2 separate regions of the Homo sapiens genome follow, and region 1 is linked to region 2. Evidence: chromatin loops called from intact Hi-C (ENCODE). Cell type or tissue: PC-3. All regions are shown on one strand.

Evidence for each region. A loop is a pair of places that touch in the nucleus more often than their neighbours do. Peaks named below come from ENCODE experiments on the same cell type or tissue, not always from the same donor. Only the 100,000 strongest peaks of a DNase experiment are listed, where the experiment ranks them.
Region 1: it touches region 2 in a loop (8-fold over the local background); 8 of 110 quality-filtered maps call a loop at or near these places.

The regions. Positions count from the first base shown.
Region 1 is chr6:17,810,720-17,818,719 of GRCh38, forward strand. KIF13A (kinesin family member 13A) reads right to left here. Exons shown (of 39, transcript NM_022113.6): 17 at 6,301-6,514. Among named protein-coding and RNA genes, the nearest start is that of NUP153-AS1, 110 kb to the left of the region's middle. RefSeq lists an enhancer at 4,659-4,953. In PC-3, CTCF peaks have their summits at 4,804 (motif pointing left) and 6,831 (motif pointing right); a DNase peak (open chromatin) is centred at 4,802.
Region 2 is chr6:18,500,140-18,508,139 of GRCh38, forward strand. It overlaps LOC105374955 (a long non-coding RNA gene), which reads left to right. Exons shown (of 4, transcript XR_926549.3): 2 at 526-667. Among named protein-coding and RNA genes, the nearest start is that of MIR548A1HG, 19 kb to the right of the region's middle. In PC-3, a CTCF peak has its summit at 4,037 (motif pointing left); a DNase peak (open chromatin) is centred at 4,012; H3K4me3 peaks cover 521 bases; H3K27ac peaks cover 552 bases.

The DNA.
Region 1 (8,000 bases), 690 kb before region 2:
ATAGATCATCAGGCTTCAGACTCTTATAAGGAACATGCAACCTAGATCTCTCGCATGTACAGTTCATAATAGGGTTTGTGCTCCTGTGAGAATCTAATGCCACTGCTGATCTGACAGGAGGTGGAGCTCAGGCAGTAATGCAAGTGATGGGGAGCAGCTGTAGACACAGATGAAGCTTCGCTTGCTGGCCCACTATTCACCTCCTGCTGTGCAGCCTGGTTCCTAACAGGCCACGGACCCGTACCAGTTTGTGGTCTGGGGATTGGGGACCCCTGTTCTAGACTACACGAAACAGTTCTTTTGCAGTCTCCCAAATACATCTTAATTCTCTTCCATTGCTTCTCATCTGTTCATGCCAATCTGCCCACCCAAAATGTCCTTCTTACTTTCTCTCTGCTGGTCAAACTCTACCTCTCAAATGCACTTGAAATCAATCCTTCTCCCTGAAAACCTCTGTAGAAGACTCAGCTTCATTAAGTCTCATCTTCCACTGAACAACCAACAAGCTTACTGTGCAGTCTGTCCACTTAGCGATTACATGCTTTTCACTTCAATACATTCACACAATCAATGCATACAATATTTACTAAATACCTACCAGGTGACCACATCATTCTAGGCACTAGGGATACTTCAAAGGATTCCCTGTCCCTTGCAACTCATTTTCCAGGGTAGGAAATAGAAAACAAACAAATAACTATTAATATATAATCCTAACGTTTCCTATTGTTGAATGAAACTGTTCTTTAATTTTCTATGACTTAATTTTTCCACAAATTTATATCTTGTTTCATACTACATTCTAAGTGTACAAAGAGAATAAACGACATCTGTGGCTTTCTTTGTAATTCTCACCAGCGTTTAAATTTACTTGATTCTCAACCCATCAACATTCATGTAGGTAAGAGTCCTTCATTATTTCACAACCCATCAACAATTTACTTAGGTAAGAGTTCCAGCTTCTTATATAACCACATACAATTAATGACATCTTACTTTTATCCAGTGAAACCTGACAAAATCAATAATGCAACTATTCTTGTCTTTGAATGACATTCCCAAAATATCTCATCTTTTTTTTTCTTCCTTCCTTCCTTCCTTCTCTCCCTCCCTTTTTCTTTCTTTCCTTCTCTCTCTCTCTTTTTCTTGGAGATAGGGTCTCCCTGTGTTGCCCAGGCTGCAGTGCAGTGGCTATTCAGAGGCATGATCACAGTGCACTACAGCTTGAAACTCCTGGGCGCAGGTGATCCTCCTGCCTCAGCCTCTGGAGTAGCTGAGACTATAGGCATGTGCCACTGTACCCGACTTCTACACTTTTCCTTTCTTTTAAGAATTTAAGCCCCAAAGAAAATCAATCTGGAATTAAGGGAAATCAAAAAAATATTTTTAACTATTTAACTGAAAAACACTATGGTTAAAAGCAAACCACCTTCTTTATCAGATACTTTTGTTTTTTAAAATTTAAATATTTTGACTTATTTTAGGTTCAGGGGTACATGCACAGGTTTGTTATACAGGTCAACTCATGACTAAGGGGTTTGATGTATGGATTATTTCATTACCCGGGTAGTAAGCATAGTACTTGGCAGGTTTTTGTTTTTTTTTCCTGAGCCTCTCCCTCCTCCTCCCACAGGCCCCAGTGTCTGTTGTTCCCCTTTCTGTCCATCGGTTCCCATGATTTAGCTCTCACTTATTAGTGAGAACACGCGGTATCTGGTGTTCTGTTCCTGCATTCGTTTTCTAAGAATGATGGCCGCCAGTTCCATCCATGTTCCTGCAAAGGACACGATCTTGTTGTTTTTCATGGCTGCATAGTATTCCATGGTGTACATGTACCACGTTTTCTTTATCCAGTCTATCGTTGGACATTTAGGTTGATTCCATGTCTTTCCTATTGTGAATAGCACTGCAATGAATATACATGTGCATGTGTCTTTATGGTAGAACAACTTATATTTCTTTGGGTACATACCCAATAGTGAGATGGCTGGGTGAAATGATAGTTCTGTTTTTAGCTCTTTAAAAAATTGCCGCATTGCTTTCCACAATGATTGAATTAATTTACACTCTCACCAACAGTGTATAAGGGTTCCCTTTTCTTCGCAACTTTGCCAGAATCTGTTATTTTTTGACTTTTTAATAATAGCCATTCTGACTGGTGTGAGATGGTATCTCATTGTGGTTTTGATTTGCATTTCCCTAGTCATTGGTGATAATGAACACTTCTTAATATGCTTTGTTGGCCACATGTATGTCTTCTTTTGAAGACACTTTTGCTTTTATCTTTTATATTGTTTAGTAAATAGAAAGGATATCAATGGGTACAATTATATCAGTTATCCTCAACAGCTAGCTGTTGCTTGGCGTGAAGCCACCAGCTCATAGTAAATGTGTAAAAGGCAGCTCTTCAGAAAAAGGACCATCTGATAACTTTTGTCTGTTTCTTCCAGGTACAATAAAGTATAAAAAGTAACATAACATCTGGTGCAGTGGCTCACGCTTATAATCCCAACACTTTGGGAGGCTGAGGCGGGCGGATCACCTGAGGTCAGGGGTTCGAGACCAGCCTGGCCAACATGGTGAAACCTCATCTCTACTAAAAATACAAAAATTAGCCAGGTATTGTGGTGGGCACTTGTAATCCCAGCTACTTGGGAGGCAGAGGTAGGAGAATCGCTTGAACCTGGGAGATGGAGGTTGCAGTGAGCGGATATCATGCCATTGCACTCCAGCCTTGCACTCTAGCCTGGGCAAGAAGAGTGAAACTCCATCTCAGAAAAAAGAGTAATATAAGTATGATAAATCTTCCTATTTCAGTATCCAGACAGATGAGCAGGTAGCTCCTGGGGAAAATATAATTGACTCTCTTCTCTTCATTTAACATTAACAAGTGCGTGACTGTTGCGAGCCTTGCGCTGCAGGGCAGGGTTCCCTTTTCTCCTCTTGGGAGTCACCTTCCCCGGGTGTGGCCTGTGTTCTGCATCTCATTGCTAGTGAGAGCTGCAGTGTGTGTGTGAGTTACAGGAAGAGCTCTACAGTCAGAATGCCACGGCTCTGATCCCATCGCCCAATTTACCAGCTAACTGACCATCTGGGTAAATCATTTAACCTCTCAGCCTGAGTTTCCTTATGTGTAAAGGCAGTAGCAGTTGTGAGGATTAGAGGAATACAGGAACAGCAATTAGTACCTGGTACATGGTATAAATGGTCTATAGATGTAAGGTGCTGCTTTTTTTTTTTTTTTTTTTTTTGAGATGGAGTCTTGCTCTGTTGCCCAGGCTGGAGTGCAGTGGCATGATCTCAGCTCACTGCAAGCTCCGCCTCCCAGGTTCACGCCATTCTCCTGCCTCAGTCCCCCGAGTAGCTGGGACTACAGGCGCCCGCCACCACGCCCGGCTAATTTTTGTATTTTTAGTAGAGATGGGGTTTCACCTTGTTAGCCAGGATGGTCTTGATCTCCTGACCTCGTGATCTGCCCGCCTTGGCCTCCCAAAGTGCTGGGATTACAGGCATGAGCTACAGTGCCCGGCTTTTTTTTTTTTTTTTTTTGAGACAGTCTTGCTCTGTCACCCAGGCTAGAGTGCAGTGGCGTGATCTCAGATCACTGCAACCTCTGCCTCCCGGGTTCAAGCAATTCTTCTGCCTCAACCTCCCGAGTAGCTGGGATTATAGGTGCCCACGACCGCACCTGACTTATTTTTGTATTTTTAGTACAGACGGGGTTTCACCATCTTGGCCAGGCTGGTCTTGAACTCCTGACCTCATGATCCACCCGCCTCGGCCTCCCAAAGTGCTGGGATTACAGGCGTGAGCCACCGCGCCCAGCCAGGTGTTGCTTTTATTAGTACTATTAATTATTATAACACAGGTGTTATTAGGAGACTGCAGAGAAAACTGGGTTCAAACTCTGTTTTTTTCACTTCCTAGATGGTTGATTAAGGCAGGATATTTAAACTGATTGCCTGACCTATAAGACAGGGATAATAGTTCCTATGGCATACTGCTGCTGGGATGTTAAATAAAAGACTGGACTATGGCAAGAACACAACTGAAGTCTTCAATAGCCTATTGTCCTTATTATGGTAGTGGTGATTATTATTATTACCATTTCCTCCACTGTAGGGTCCAGCCCCACTGGGTCTGTGGATTTTTCTCCTCGTGTGTGGAGATGAGAGATCATAGAAATAAAGACACAAGACAAAGAGATAGAAGAAAAGACAGCTGGGCCCGGGGGACCACTACCACCTAGACGCAGAGACCGGTAGTGGCCCCGAATGCCTGGCTGCACTGTTATTTATTGGATACAAGAAAAGGGGGCAGGGGAAAGAGTGTGAGCCATCACCAATGACAGGAAGGTCACGCAAGTCATGTGTCCACTGGACAAGGGTCCCTTCCCTGTTTGGCAGCCAAGGCGGAGACAGAGAGAGGACAGCTTACACCATTATTTCTTCTATGTATTTCAAAGACTTTAAGTACTTTCGCTAATCCTGTTACTGCTATCGAGAAGGCAGAGCCAGGCGTACAGGGTGGAACATGAAAGCAGACCAGGAGAGTGACCACTGAAGCACAGCATCACAGGGAGACAGGCCTCTGGATGGCTGCGGGCGGGCCTGACTCATGTCAGGCCTTCCACAAGAGGTGGTGGAGCAGAGTCTTCTCTAACTCCCCCGGGAAAAGGGAGACTCCCTTTCCCAGTCTGCTAAGTAACTAGTGCCTTCCCCAGGCACTGACGCTACTGCTAGACCAAGGCCCGCTAGGTAATGGGCGCCTTCTCAGGCACTGGCCTTACCACTAGACCAGGGAGCCCTCTAGTGGCCCTGTTTGGGAGTAACAGAGGGCTTACACTTGTCTTCTGGTCACTTCTCACTGTGTCCCTTCAGCTCCTATCTCTGTATGGCTGGTTTTTCCCAGGTGATAACTGTAGAACAAAGATTATTATAATATTGGAATAAAGAGTAATGCTACAAACTAATGATTAATGATATTCATATATAATCATATCTATAATCTATTTCTAGTATAACTATTCTTATTCTATATATTAGCTTTATTATACTGGAACAGCTTGTGCCCTTGGTCTCTTGCCTTGGCACCTGGGTGGCTTGCCACCCACACTCTACCACTTTCTCCTTTGAGAGTTCTGATATAAGTATTTTAAAGTCATAAATCTTTTCTTTTAGTCAGGTTCTTTTTTTTTTTTTTTTTGAGACAAAGTCTCCCTCTTGTCACCCAGGCTGGAGTGCAATGGCGCGATCTTGGCTTACTGTAACCATTGCCTCCTGGGTTCAAGCGATTCTCCTGCCTCAGCCTCCCAAGTAGCTGGGATTACAGGCGCCTGCCACCATGCGCTGCTATTTTTTCTTTTTTTTCTGTATTTTTAGTAGAGACAGGGTTTCACCATGTTGGCCAGGCTGGTCTGGAACTCCTGACCTCAGGCGATCCGCTGCCTTGGCCTCCCAAAGTGCTGGGATTACAGGCCTGAGCCACCGCACCTGGCCTGAGTCAGGTCAGGTTCTTCCTGTCACCCAGGCTGGAGTGTGGTGGCATGATCGCAGCTCACTAAAGCCTTGATCTCTGGGGCTCAAGTGACCCTCCCTCCTAAGCCTCCCAAGTAGCTGGGATTATAGGCACCAGCTACCATGCCTGGCTAATTTTTTATTTTTTGTAGAGACAAGGTCTCGTTATGTTGCTCAGGCTGGTCTTAAACTCCTGGGCTCAAGCGATCCTCCCAGTGACCTTATAGGCATGCACCACCACGCCTGGGTAATTTTTACTTTTTGTAGAGACAAGGTCTCACTATGTTGCCTGGGCTGGATTCAAACTCCTGGGCTTAAGTGATCCTCCCGCCTCAGCCTCCCCAAGTGCTAGGATTACAGGTGTGAGCCACTGCACCCAGCTATAAATCTTAAACTTTCACATTTAGTAGATTAATCAGCACTGAAGTTGTATTTAAATAGATTCAAAAGTATGAGAAATAAGAAAAAAATGCTTTTGTGTTAAAGAAATTATTCAAACTTTCTAAATTTCAATACATACCTGTCTAACCCTTGCAACTTGGCACCATTTTTATTGAAGGGTAAATGGTTTGGGGGTAGGAGGGGTCTTTAACAGCTAACATTATAGTAAACATACTTAGGGTGGACAATATTTGTGAAAGGAAAAGCTAATTGGCAATATCACGTATGGGATTAAGAGTTCTCTTGTTGCTAGGTTTGTCCCTGACATGTCTCAAAAACCCCTCCCTCAAAGACCCACGGCCTTGGGGCCTTGACTCTGGGCTGCCCCCGCTGCAGTTCTTACCTCTCTTCTGCCCACTGGGTCACCTTCTGCTGCGCTGTCTGGCTGCTGTAGGCCAGGCGGTCAGGGCCGCTACTCTGTGGCTGCCTGTCGGGGGAGAGCTGCTGGCGGAGTTGCTCCAGTTCCCGCTCATACATGAGCCGCTGCTCCTCTAGGGCACTTCTCTTTTCTTCTAGGTATTGTTTCTCCAGGACCTGAACCACATTTTGAACTGGGTCTAGTGAGCCAAGAGACAAGGCAAGGTGTCTTAGTGGCGGCTAAAACAAGCATTCATGCCAGGCACTGCAGCCTGTGGGAGGCTTCCTCTAGCAAGGAATCTAGCCAGTCAATACGCTTTTTGTGAGAGGCCTGAGGGGCCACATCAGGGAAATCCTCTCAAATTCCTTGTTACAGACATTGCAGATAAATGCCCTTTATAAGTATACATTCTCCACATCCTCTACGTTACTTTCTTCAATTTGATGAGCTCATCCTAACGTTTAGATAAATCATTAACCTACTACCAGCAGATGGGGGAAGAGAGAGGAATGTGATCTTATCCACTGGGAAGAAAAACTTCACGAAATCTAGGACAATTCCAAACACAGAAGCACATAAGATTTGATCTTTCTTTATGGTAATTCATTTCTATGTCCATTTAATATCAGTTTTGGTATACGACAAAGATTTATGACTTTCACCACAAATCCTATTACTATTGAATTTCTCTAAGTGGGAGGAAACTTACAGATCACAGCACATGTTTGAAAATATTGCTTAAGGATATGGTCTGGCAATTTCTCAGACTAGTATCTAAAAGGACAATTCACTTGCAAAAATAATAAAAACCTGTTTCTAACATCTCACGTGTACAGGCACAGAGCTCACCACCATGCACATGGGTGAAAAGGTATAGATGTACTAACAGATCTTGCTCCAATGAGCTACCATGATGGTTGTGGTATAGGTAAATCCTAATGGGCTGGGCAGGATATCAACTTGGTAATGACCAATAAGCTGGATACTGTGGAGAAAGATCAAGGCTCTGGGTCACATGTACAAAAGGAGAAAGTTACTGACATCACTAAGTGAGGACAGTGTAGGGAAGGAGAATGTTAGACAATCTCAATAGTAGAACAAGAAAATCATCATCACAGTTAATATTTCCCAGAACTATATTGGACTGAGAGATGCATTCTCAGACCAGCCTGGGACATGATTTTCTCCTTGTACATTCACACATTTGCCTGCTATTCAGTGCCATTTATGCTGTATTCCCACACATTGGCACTCAGTTTAATTTCCAGAAAAGAAGCTGAAAATTAAAGTGACTCAGGAGGAATTTTTATATTACCTGATGATTGCTATTGACTGGTTTTTCCAAGATACCCTAACAACTTGTAAAATACACATGTAAATTGTAATAATTTTCTATATTAGCATTAAGAGAAAAAGATAGCATGTTAGCTTCAAAAAATAAAGTTAAATAATTCAAAACAAAAAGAATCAATTTTTTTAAAATCACAAGAAAAGCTCAGTATAGATGAGTTGTTTTAATAAAAATGACAACCACAATGGCAACAATAACTCTACTAGCTCCTGGCTACATCGCAAGTAGAGGTTCTATCTGCTTTGCATGCATCACTTCATGAAAGCTTTGCAACAAGCCTAAGTGTGGATATCATCCCGATTTTAAAAATGAGGAAACGGGGGCTCAAAAAGGC
Region 2 (8,000 bases):
AGATATGAATAAAGCATTCAACCTAGAGTTTCATTTTGATTCAGACCAGCACTGTAATGAAAGTTTAATTTCCTTATCTGTCAAATAGAGCTAATCATGGTATCTGCCCAACCTCACAATTTTGGAACTAAACAATAAAGTAATAGATGCAAACCTATTTGATAGATTTAGAAAGTTTTATTTCTAATACTGTGGGGTATTGTTGTTTTTGTTTTTATGTAGTCCCAGTCATGAAAGATTGTATATGTGTGTATATATATGTACCTATACATATTTAAAGGTATATATGTATTTTAAAAATACCTAATTATATAAATATAACATATTTATAAATGTGTGTTATATATCAGGTATTTATATGTATACTGATAGGTACATTTATATACACAGAAATATATAAAATATATGTCTACATATACACATGTGTATGTATATGTATACAAGGTAGCCACTGGGCCTTTGGAAGCAAGGCCTTTGGAGCCTAAAGAGTGCTATGCCATGCACAGAGAAACCACTCAATCACAGGTGCTGATAATTCCCAGGACTACCACCAGCCTCGCCTTTGTGCTGACAAGACTTCCTGATACGTCCTCAAGGATGATCAAATGAACTTCATGACTTGTTTCTGTTTCTGCCCTTGGACGACTTCTGCGGAAATCATCTCTAGGTAAGGGATTGTTATAATTTAGGATCTTTGAGATGAAGGGCACCGCTTCATTGATTAGGGGGACACAAGATGGAAATAAAGATTTTATTACTTACAGGTACTGGAGGTTACACGTCATGCCCAGAGGGCACACACTGAAGGCAGGGAGCACACGAAGACAGAGAGAGAGAGAGGAATCCACGCACTAATGACTTTACTGGGTCCAGGGTGTTATCCAGGCAGGTCTCCAGTGGGAGTTTTACATGGTGGGTTTAGCGAGCAGGCATGAGTTCAGGAGGTCATGCTGCGATGAGCGGTGGTCGCTGTGACACATCTGCACAGTCTATGTGGGCTGTGGGAGTCAGCAGGGCCTGCCCAGCAGGCTATATCTAGCTGTCACTGGGCAGGGGGTCACCAGGAGGAAGTTGTATAAGGCAGATATCTAGATGGACCACACTGGGGGACTGGGTTTGGGAGTATAGAACTAGAAACTGCACCAAGAGTACCTAAGCCCTGCTTCTGGTATGAGAAAGTTAAATTTATATTCAAAATGCATGTTGAGGCAACATAGAATAAGAATTCACTTCAGGGATATAACCTGGAGGTTAGCATGGGGAATGGGATGCCCTGGAGAACCACGGCCACTTTCCCAGCTCTCAGACAAAAGCATTCACATGGATGTTATAGAGTTTCTTAGAAGGGCCACTGGCAGGAACGGCCCTCCCTGCGCCCCCGCGAAGCCCCCCTGGTGCCCCATGAGGAATGGCCCTTCTCAGTAGCTCTTTTCAATTCCTCTCCATCCCAGGTTACCTCTACGGCATTGAAATTCTCAGTGACAGAGAAGTTCTGGGCTCTTCATCCCTGTTTTGGGGCAGGGAATCTCTCTTTTGGCCTTGGGCTGTCCCTAGTAAGGAAGGAGCTCTAACAAGGCTTTTGTGTGTGTGTCAGAAGACGGCCCGCCCGGCAGGAGCACAGCAGCTCTGTTGTGGGCCCAAGAGGAAGCTCTGTAAGAACAGTCTAAGGGGAGGAACAGGGGTTGGTGGACGTGCTGCTAAGTCACATTAGGGGATTCCAGTAAACACAGGAAAAGAATGTGGTGGTTCCCCTTCTTGCACAACAGCCTAGAATGCACTTTCCATACAGTGCATCCTCAGGAAGGATTAAGAAATAAGGAATTAAGGACATGGTTTTAGGCCCTCATTTCTTTGCTTCTTAGAGCTCTTCTTTCCTCCCTTATCTTGGGGTTTTTCAAGGTATTCAAAGTCCAAGGTTGAAGCTGGGATTTAGGAAGGTCACTCTGGGTTTTGTTCAGCTCAAGGTACACCTTGTCTTAGGTATTCAAGGGAGTTCAAGAGAGGGCAGTGGCAATGGGCTGAGAGAACATCTACCTTCATCCTCATTCCCCTGTTGCCAGCAGCGAGATGACCAATGCTGGCTGTAGATATGGTTACCTTTGGTCCCCATGGAAGGTCTGCAGGCCTGGAGGTGCAGGTGTGGGACATCAGGGCACCCCCCTGGCACTACCATTTTGTTCTTCAGGGCTCCTTTTCCACAGCTTCTGGAAAGCTCTTAGTGTTAGAAGGGAATGGTCTTTGGACCACTGAGAGACAGAGGTCTGCATTGAAGTCTGAATCCTGCTTCTGGTTAGCCCTGGGACCTCAGGCCATTTCCGACATGTCATCCCCTCCCATTCCCCTGTTTACCTGTTGAATGGAAACACTCTGTCAATTATAAAGTATTACACAGAGTTAAAATATTATTGTTAAGATTTGGTGATTACATGGAGGTTAGCTTGATTTCTATTGAGCACATGTATATGTGGTGGGAGAAGAACTTCAACAGGGAGTTAAAGGTCAGAAAATGTAGTATATGTGCTGTGGAAGCGAGCACAAGTTCAGAAAATTTAAAAAGGCGGCTGCTGGCCAGGCGCGGTGACTCACGCCTGTAATCCTAGCACTTTGGGAGGCTGAGGCGGGTGGATCACATGAGGTCAGGAGTTTGAAACCAGCCTGGTCAACATGGTGAAACCCCGTCTCTACTAAAAATACAAAAATTAGCTGGGCATGGTGGCGGGCGCCTGTAATCCCACCTACTTGGGAAGCTGAGGCAGGAGAATCACTTGAACCCAGGAGGCAGAGGTTGCAATGAGCTGAGATTGTGCCACTGCACTCCAGCCTGGGCGACAGAGTAAGACTCTGTCTGAAAAAACAAAGATGCGGCTGCTGACAGGCATAGAGGGAAAAAAGAGCAGAGTGGATACTTTTCACAGAGTGTGATCAGTTATATAGACCAGAGGGAAGAAATTGGGGGACAGAAAGGGGGAAAAGCTATCTGGGCCTTAAGTTAAAATCTATGAGAGATGACTTTTTTAGTGGGAGGAGCTGGTGACTTAAAAACTCTCTCTGCCTACAGGGGCTCCCATTTGACTGTTAGAGACTTTTTCCTTTGGATGAAACATGGTTCTTTCACCACAATTCTCATTTAAAATATAGATATTTCTTGAAGGGGTAACATGTTAAGCTATCTGTTCCTTTTCCTGTTCATTTTCCTACTGACAGGGGCAGCCTGGGTAAAAGTGATGACACAGAATTATCTGGAAAGGGAAAATTGAAATCAGGATGTGGAACAGAGGACTTTAGAGACTCTTCTTCATCACTTTGCTTAGGTTTTAGTTTCACTGGGATTTGCTGAGAGGACAGGGAATGAGTGTCCCAGGGTGTCTGCCTGAGACTGGAATTGAGGAAGGGGTGAAATGTTAACCAGAGAGCTGGGAGGGCAAATCCCTGGTATCCAGAAGCTGAATAGCACTTCTGTTCCCTCACTGTATGCTATTGAGTGTGTTGGCCCAGCATGGTGGAAACACCGCATTCCCAGGCTGAGCACCTCATGCTTCTGCAGAGAAAATGCTTTTCCGCCTCAGCTTGTGTCACGCCAGATGCACTCTGATCTCAGAGGGAAATGTGTGCTACTGGTAATTAATAAATAACCTATCACAGTTTACAAAAACCTTTCAAATCCAGCACGGCATTTGGTTCTCATGTGTTCCTCTCAGGGTGCTAGATGAAATTCTGACTCTAATTCCTCTAGTAGATGAGGAAATGAGAACACGGAGTTTCTTAAGATTACTCACTTGGAAAGTCATGGAGTTACCCGGAAGCAATATGGCTCGCCCTTGCACCAAATCTCACTGTTGACAATGACGATGGTGGGTGCTTCTCTTACTAGAATATCAGTTTATTTCTCCAGCTCTTCTCTGAGGAAAATAATACCCCTGAGGACAAATTTGAGGCACTGTTATGTGAAATGCTGACTCCCTGAGAAGGAAGGGAACGTTGGAAGCCGAGAATGCTTGTGCAGTTCCTCTCATGCTGCAGTTTTCTGGTGCCATCTGCTGCTCTGTTCAAGTAATGGCAGACGAATGGCTCTTGGTTGAAGGAAGGCAATGGTTGTAGTGAAGTGCGTCTTTAGGGTAACAGAATTGAGTTTTTATCAAACTGGGGTGTGTGTAGGTCATTGTACTCATTTCAGTGGTTTATGAGGACTTTTTAAAAGTTGTCTTTTCCCAAAACACTAGGATTGCAAGGAAAGATCTGATGTGCAACTTATGGTATGCTATGCTATTAATTATATCAATGAATAGTTGCATGTTAAGAGAGATAGAGAGAAAGAACAATAATTCATTCCAAAGGAGGGAGCCCTCCAGTAGACTCTGAGCTATTTGAGGGTAAGAACCAACTTAGTTATCTTCGTACCACTAACCTACCAAGTGCCTGCCACCAGTTGTGGGCACCAGTGAAATATATGCTCATTCTGTCACTGATGGTACAATTTTGGGTACAGTGGCATATGCATGAGACTACGTACATCCGCCCTGGCCAGCAGTCTTCTCAGAACATGAGTGAGTTAGGGAATTCTTCTCTTATTTCCACAGAGGCAGGTAGCCTGAGCATGGGGGATATACACCTTTAAGAGACAAATACCAATCCAGTTCTTTACAAAGGACAGGGCTGGATTTTGTTTTTAGAGGCCAGTTAAGGAATGTGAAAAGATGACAGCATTTAATCCATAAAATGAAGAGAATGTGACATAATCCATTTGTAGGCCCCATTCTTAATATCCACAATTAGTATTAGAGACAGGGACTCTAGCCGAGGGATGGGGCAGGAATAGGTCCTAAGTTTAGGAAAGTTTCCAATGGGGCAGAGATTCCCAAGATATATCTCTTGCCTCTAATGAGAAGATACAGAAGGGAGACTTGGAAACAGTTTGTTCTTTGGACATCTTGCTCCTGCTAACCACCTGTGTAAGGCATCGCCAGGCGTCCCTAGCCCTAGATTTCACCCAGCTACTTCTTGTGGGCTGTGGGGAGGGTATGGAGCAGCATCTGCTAATGTGGAATCTAACATTCACGTAGAATGGCTTGAGGCCTTTCTGTTAGGAAGTGGGAGTATCTCCGAGGAGGCAGAGTCTACAAGCCTAAAATGAGAGTGAAGATATTTCCCCTTCATTTTATTTTTACACTTAATTCAGCAAACAGCTATGTGCATGAACAGGTGTGTGAGTTAAAATATGCCTTTACATGTGACTATTTAAAGGAAACTTAATTCTTTTGAAAAGCAAAGAATCTTTTTGCAAAGTAAATAATCATGACACAATTCAATTGATAATCTATGAGTTAGCTAGGATGTATTCATTAAAAGGTCTTTGTTGTTACCCACATTTTATATGTTTAAGGGAATATAGAAGGACATTTAGTCTTAGACCAATAAATGGATTAGCTGGTAAGTATTGAGGCAAAAATACATGTTCTTATTTATAAAATTATAAGATTATCTATACAAAATTATATAATATTAACATTATAAATATACATTATAAATTGGTTTCCAGATCAACTCTCCAAAATCAATTAAATCTATGATACAGATGAAATCATAACATTTGTAACTAAAACAAGTAAGAAGAATGCTGATAGAATGTTCAAAATTATAAAGGAGATAAAAATATTGAGTAGAAATATGTGTTTAGTTCTCGTTAAGATGTTTGAGTAAATGTTTGAGTATTAAAAACACAAGAAGAGATTTTTGTAAAGCTTGAAGAACTCCAAGAATTTGAGATGTTGGTGCCTTGATTCTTGTGGCTAATTCAATCTAAAACCGTGTAGCTTTCCTGTCTGGGTAGATATATATATTAGCTTTTACTTATGAATTAGGCAATTTCTCTCTCAGAATTGAAACAGAGGAAGTAAGGAGAGATTTCCCTGGACTTACTAGGTAAGATCTAGAAGACAAAGATGGAGGAATAGAGTTGGACAAAAATATGTATGGGTGTGATCTTGGTCTGTGAGTGATGACTGGCCTGTAAGTGGAAAAATTAAGAAAATCAGCTCATGAGAGTTTGCATACTTCCCTGATTCCTGAAAGAAGAGAATCTTTATCTGCTGGAGTTTCCATGTTGACTGACAGTCATATATGTTAAAAGGAGAACAACATTTTACATGTTTAATGACTTTTGGAAAGTCATTTGCAAAGTTTTTTTTTTTCTTCACACAGCAACATTATACAGTGGTTTGGGAAAGGAATTTCAATTCAGGAATTTTATTTAAAATCAAAATTCAATTGCCTTCCCTAAACTCCTTTAAAGTTGCTATTTTTTATTCTGATACCACCAGTGAAGGGCCTAACTCAGGCTTCTCAGGATGACATCCCAATAAAATCCCGTGGCAACCAAGCTCTTCGCGACAAGTACTCAGCCGCCTTTCTATCTCTGTGTGTGTCGAACAGGCAGACAGCCGTGAGTCATCAAATACACACTGGGGTCATTTGGGAGCTAATCTTTATAAAGATGAAAACTGCATCTGAATGTTTATTGTTGTCTTCACTTCAGTGCAAGATAAAGAAGCTCCGTCAAGTAACGCAGTGGGCCCTCAAAGTGTGGTCCTGGGACCAGCCATGTCAGCATCACTAGAAAACTTGTTAAAAAAGCAGTTCTCCAATGAGCACACATGGACACAGGGAGGGGAACTCACGCACTGGAGCCTGTCAGGGAGGCGGGTTGCGGAGGGAAAGGGAGAGCTCAAGATAAATAGCTAATGCATGCTGGGCTTAATACCTTAGGCAATGGTGAAGCGGCTACGTTACCTGGGGTATATATCCTGGGGTTCGTTGTGGTGCGCCAGGAAAATTTAGGACACAGACACACATGAGGAGTTTAGGAGCAGAGGTTTAATAGGCAGAAGAGAAAAGGAAGATAAACAGCTCTCTCTATAGGGAGAGGGGTCTCCGAGCGGAAAGGACCCAGCCAGCGGTAAATGTGCCAGGTTTTACAGTCAGATTTGAGGACGTGGTGTCTGATTTACATAGGACTCACAGATTGGCTCGATTAGGTACGATGTTTACATAGTGCATGGGGAAGGCTGGTTCCCCGCCCTAATCTTATTATGCAAATGGGCTTTCCAGTTCATTGGGGACATCCTGTCTGCTCCTCACTGTACACATGGCTGACAAAGAGAAGGGAAGATGGAGCTGCCATCTGAACATGTCTAGTCCCTAGTTCCTGCCAGGATTCACCCATGCAAGCTCCCAGCTTGCTTATTTATGTCTGCAGCTTGACTTTACAGGCTACTCTGTTAGAACATGATTTTGGGCTGCTTTTCATTAAAAAAAAAAAAAAGGTCTTACCGTGGACTCCCATAACCCTTACTATCTGCCTAAGTGATTTCTTCTTAACTCCTATATCAATGGGCTGACAGGTGCAGCAAACCACCATGGCACACGTTTACCTATGTAACAAACCTGCACATCCTGCACATGTATCCTGGAACTTAAAATTAAATTAAAAAATTAAAAAAAAAAAAGCAGTTCTTGGGCCCCATTCCAGACCTCTTGAATCAGAAACTTGGGAAGGAGGGTTCAGTAATCTGTGTTTTAATACATCCTCCTGGGGATTGTGATGCAAGCTCAGTATTGAGAACCACCGAGTAATGTGTGAATGAGGTCAGGAGAGCTAAAGAAGTAGGCTAAGGGGAGAAGTCAATTCAGGCTAATTCACTCCAAAACACCAACGTTATTATATATCTGAAAGAAAATTGAAAGGAATCTTAAGAATGATCTTCCTCAGGGTTAGGAAATAAACTAAACACAGCCTGAGGAACAGTGGGAAAGGATGGTGGATACTACCACCAATTTTCTCTTGGGGTTGAAGCTGGAAGTGTTAATCAGGTCTACCATACCTTATCTAAAATTTCAACGTCACCAAAGCTCTGGCAACTGAGAATTTTACTGTAAGTTTGGTACCAAAACTCATTGGTGGCAAAATCTAACCAGAGTTCATGTGAGGCTTTACATTCATCATA